Linked DNA regions of Homo sapiens: region 2 is linked to region 1. Evidence: read pairs that join two places in POLR2A ChIA-PET (ENCODE). Cell type or tissue: MCF 10A. All regions are shown on one strand.

Evidence for each region. Peaks named below come from ENCODE experiments on the same cell type or tissue, not always from the same donor. Only the 100,000 strongest peaks of a DNase experiment are listed, where the experiment ranks them.
Region 2: POLR2A ChIA-PET joins it to region 1 with 8 read pairs; 7 of 35 experiments call an interaction of 5 or more read pairs at or near these places.

The regions. Positions count from the first base shown.
Region 1 is chr1:113,020,539-113,023,038 of GRCh38, forward strand. All of the region lies in intron 2 of LRIG2-DT (LRIG2 divergent transcript), which reads right to left. Among named protein-coding and RNA genes, the nearest start is that of LRIG2-DT, 51 kb to the right of the region's middle. In MCF 10A, no CTCF peak of the experiment used is centred here; a DNase peak (open chromatin) is centred at 1,403.
Region 2 is chr1:112,879,666-112,882,165 of GRCh38, forward strand. MIR11399 (microRNA 11399) reads left to right here and starts at 2,385; the gene lies at 2,385-2,464. RefSeq lists an enhancer at 1,181-2,101. In MCF 10A, a CTCF peak has its summit at 1,465 (motif pointing right); a DNase peak (open chromatin) is centred at 1,476.

The DNA of each region.
Region 1 (2,500 bases):
CTGAGGCAGGAGAATGGTGTGAACCAGGAGGCAGAGCTTGCAGTGAGCCTAGATAGCGCCACTGCACTCCAGCCTGGGTGACAGAGCGAGACTCCATCTCAAAAAAAAAAAAAAAAAGTGATAACTGGTTCATCCCAACCATTTTTATCAGTTACCTTGCAGAAAACAAATTTAGTGTGTTGAAGGAAACCAAAATATTTCTCGCTAAAATACTGGGGATTTTAGTTTAAAAGCTTAAAACACATGGGCACACTGCCCTTCCTAACTCTGCCTTCATCCGCTCAGAAACAGCTCAGCGGTGCCAGAGGATCCAGGAGCAGACTTTACTCTTCCCATTAATTTACCTTCCCACATTTTCCTGCCTTTTGGAAGCCTAAAGATACTCTTCTTTGTTTCAGCACTTCGTAAGATTCATGGCTCTGGCCAAGTACGGTGGCTCACGCCTGTAATCCCAGCACTTTGGGAGGCCTAGGCAGGTGGATTGCTTGAGGCCAGGAGCTCGAAACCAGCCTGTCCAACATGGCACTACCCTGTCTCTACTAAAAATACAAAAATCAGCCGGGCGTGGTGGCACACGCCTGTAACCCCAGCTACTCGGGAGGCTGAGGCGCAATAATCGCTTGAACCCAGGAGGCGAGGTTGCAGTGAGCCGAGATCATGCCACTGCACTCCAGCCTGGGCGACAGAGCAAGACTCTGTCAAAAAAAAAAAAAAAAAAAATTCATGGTTCTTTGTTAAAATACTATTTAAACAAGGTCCCTAAGCCACTGCCTGGAGAGAGAAATACTTTTGAACTGAGGCCTCTCCCACTTGATGGGTACAGCATGTTAATAAACTTGTTTTTCTTTTGTTAATCTGACGCTTGTTTTCAAGTGTCTCAACTAAGAACCTAAAAAGGGTAAAAAAAGAAATGATGTTTTCTCTCCAACAGTGTGTTTTTATTTCTTTCATCTACCTGTCCAGTAATCATTTTAAAAAAGAAAATAGCATTAGTTACTGCCTGTGTGATGTGGCCCCTGCTTATCTGCACTCTCCCTCCTGTTTACTGTTCCAGCCACCTCAGCTTTTTCTCTGTTCCTCTAGCATGGCAAGCTTATTCCTGCCTCATGACTCTTTCGCATGGTGTTTTCAGATTTTCTCTGTAGCACTCTGCACGCATTGTCCACCTAAATTCTATTCATCCCTCAGGTAGCAGTTTAAATACTGTGTCCCCACAGAGGATTTCTCTAGCACTGCCTCCTCTCCCAGTGAAGCTAGTTCCTGTAATTATGGGCTCACATAAATCCCTGGGTTTTCTTTTTTGGCACTTATCACAAGCTGTAATTATACCATACGTTTTATTATTTGTCTTCCTCACCAGAGTTCCACAAGGGGCAGGAATGTGCCTGTTTTGTTTTCTGCTTCATCCCTTGTGTCTTGCACAGTAACTATAACTCAGAATTTGCGCAACAAATATTTGCTGAATGAAAGAACTTGCCCGTAGCGGCCCCTTGTTAGTGCCTAGAGTCAATTTCTTTACATGCTCGTAAAACATCTTTTGATAATCCATGCCAAAATGTTCTAGAGATCATTGAAAATTTTCCTACTAGTTTTCAGAATGTAATTTTTTTCCACCTGGGGAACTTTTTTTTTTTTTTTTTTTTTTTTTTTTTTTGAGATGGAGCCTCCACCGTGTCTCTACTAAAAATACAAAAAATCTCTCACTGAGTCTCACTCTGTCACCCAGGCTGGAGTGCAGTGTCAAGATCTTGGCTCACTGCAACCTCCACCTCCCAGATTGAAGCAATTCTCCTGCCTCAGCCTCCCAAGTAGCTGGGTCTACAGGTGCCAGCCACCAGGCCCGGCTAAGTTTTTGTATTATTAGTAGAGACGGGGTTTCACCATGTTGGCCAGGCTGGTCTCGAACTCCTGACCTCGTGATCCATCCGCCTTGGCCTCCCAAAGTGCTGGGATTACAGGTGTGAGCCACCGTGCCCAGCCTGAGAACATTTTTTAAAATAAAGTTTGATTATTGTATTGTATACATATATATATATATATATATATATATATATATATATATATATATATATATTTTTTTTTTTTTTTTTTTTTTTTTTTTTTTGAGATGGAGTCTTGCTTTTGCCACCGTCCAGGCTGGAGTACAGTGGCACGATCCCGGCTCATTGCAACCTCCACCTTCTTGGTTCAAGGGATTCTCCTGCCTCAGCCTCCCAAGTAGCTGTGATTTCAGGTCCCGCCACCACGCCCAGCTAATTTTCAAATTTTTAGTAGAGATGGGGTTTCACCATGTTGGTCAGGCTGGTCTCAAATTCCTGACCTCAGGTGATCCACCCAGCTCGGCCTCCCAAAATGCTAGGATTACAGGCGTGAGCCACCACACCCAGCCTATATGGATGTAATTTTAAGGTAATACCAAATATTTATAACAACAACAAAACCCTACTCTATTCCACAGTCTTACTCTCTAGATATGCAACTACTTAAGCTAAGCAGGTTT
Region 2 (2,500 bases), 140 kb before region 1:
GTGTCAGAAGAGCCTTCTAGCAGTTGGAGCTGCCTGGGCACCAAAAGGGCTGCTTGAGAGGATGAGTCCCTGTCACTGTCAGTGCTCAGGCTGAGACCACATTAGCTGGGTCAGGTGCTAAGCTGGGAGTGCTGTGCTGGGAGGGAATTGCCTTCTGTTAGTTGTTCATTTCTTAGCTTGAATCATTTCCCACAGCATTTCAATAGCTAGGTAAATCAAGTCTCCCTAGTGGAATCTTAGATGATAGGTGAGGAGGGTGGTTTTGGGGCAGCGGATCCAGGCTACTGTTTCTGAAATCACTGCTCATGAGCAGCTCCCTATTCTTCTAGCTGAGGTCATCTCAGCTGACCATGCCCTGAGGGGTCGTAGCCAGAGTCCTGGTGAAAGTTGTCTGCTCCTCCACCCCTTCTTCTCTGCCCTCTTCTGATCAAGAGCATAGGCTGGGGGTGGCACACAGTGGGGGTGAGTAGGGGAGTGGAATCCTGGGTCAGAGGCTCTCACTTTTATTATAACAAGAAGTTCCAAGAGATACCAACTCATTCCCATTCGCACCATGCAGGGGCTCTAATTAAATTTTTCTTTTTTCTAATTTCCATGTGTCAGACAAAATTACAACAAATTTAGTTACAGATTGAATTGGCTTTTATTAGCAATTCATGAATCAGGGAACACCTCATTCTACAAAATAGAATGAATGTTCTGATGAGCTGAGCAGAGGAGATTGGCTTCATAGTATGAAAAGGGCTGAGGAAAGTAGAAACAAAGAACAAAAAGCAGATTGGTTGTTCCTGACTTACTTTCCTTATGAAGGTTAAAGCAAAGGGAACTTCTTCATGATGCCAGCTGAAACTGACCTGTTTGGGGATCTGGCTATTACCTCTCCCGATTTCTTGCAAGGACAGATAGGTAATTTAGTGTTGACTTGGTGGTGTGGAACTTCAACATGAGTAATTCCATTTTGGTTTGGTCTGTTGGGCCTACTGCAGGAGCTCAGGCCAAACCAATGGCCTCCTATAAATTTTATTTAACACGTGAAGGTAGTTCACATTCCCTACCCACATTGTTTACCTGTGGGCAAACAATGAATTAATGCTCTGTTGATTATTGGATCTGATGGAGATCAGAACTGTAATTTGCTTGGGAGCTTGGGTTTTCTTTTTTTCTGTTTTCTTCCACTTTCTAAAAGAAGCAGCTTCAGAGTGGGGAGGGAGACAAGAAGAAAGGAAGCCCATGTTTAGTGAACATCTGCTAAGTGCAGCAGGCTTCTTTGTCAGGGCTCTGGGGAAATCCTTACAACAATGTGAACAAGTCTTGTTACTCTCATCTTTACTGAGGGAGGCCAGTTGGAAGTAATGAGAGTGGAGCCCTGACATGCAGGGGGTGGGCAGCCTGGAGGAGGGATGTCTGGATGCCCAAGGGGAGCCGGGATCCTGCCAAGAGGCTGCAGGGCCGCTCTGGCCACAAGAGGGCACCCCACATTGCCATATCTGGGCTGAGGGTGGTGGAATGAAGACCACAAAGAGGCCTTCTAGGGAGTGACCGTCCTGTGTACCCATACACTGGTCCCTCTCTCCAGGTTTCTTTCTTTCTTTCTTTCTTTCTTTCTTTCTTTCTTTCTTTCTTTCTTTCTTTCTTTCTTTCTTTCTTTTTCTTTCTCTTTCTTTCTCTCTCTCTTCTCTCTTCTCTCCTCTCTCTGTCCTCTCTTCTGTCTTCTCTCCTCTCTCTCTCTCTCTCTCTCTCCTCTCTCCTCTCCTCTCTCTCTCTCTCTCTCTTTCTTTGAGACAGTATTTCGCTCTTGTTGCCCAGGCTGGAGGGCAATGGCGCGATCTCGGCTCACTGAAACCTCCACCTCCCGGGTTCAAGTGATTCTCCTGCCTTAGCCTCTCGAGTAGCTGGGATTACAGGCATGCGCCACCACGCCTGGTTAATTTTCTGCTTTTAGTAGAGACGGGGTTTCTCCATGTTGGTCAGGCTGGTCTCAAACTCCTGACCTCAGATGATCCACCGGCCTCGGCCTCCCAAAGTGCTGGGATTACAGACGTAAGCCACTGCACCCCAGCCTCTCCAGGTTTCTTGAAGAAGGTCGGCATGAGATTCCTCTGGCAACTAGAAACACAGCTGGCTTTCAGGCCCTGCAGAACGCATGTCTCTGTAACTCAGGGCTGTCTGTGTCAGAGGAGGAAGGATATTTGTTGTCGATTAGGGCGTGTGCAGTCTGTGCGTGCTGTGTTGGGAGTGACTGTATATAAGCGTGTGGGTGTAAGTGTGTGAGTTTCTCCAGGATTCTAGTGGAGTGTGGGAGGGGGTGGCGGGGAAGGGCCTGTTCCTGGTTCCAGAGAGCTGGAGCTGCTGCTAAAAGGAGGGAACCTGAAGCAAGATCCAGCTCAGTGCTCTTTCAGGTCTGGGGCTGAAACCTGTCTTGTTTCCCCATCAGAGGCAGTCCCAGGCCCGAAAGAGGAGAGATGGACCTTTGCCTTGCTGCTGGTGGTGGTGGGCAACT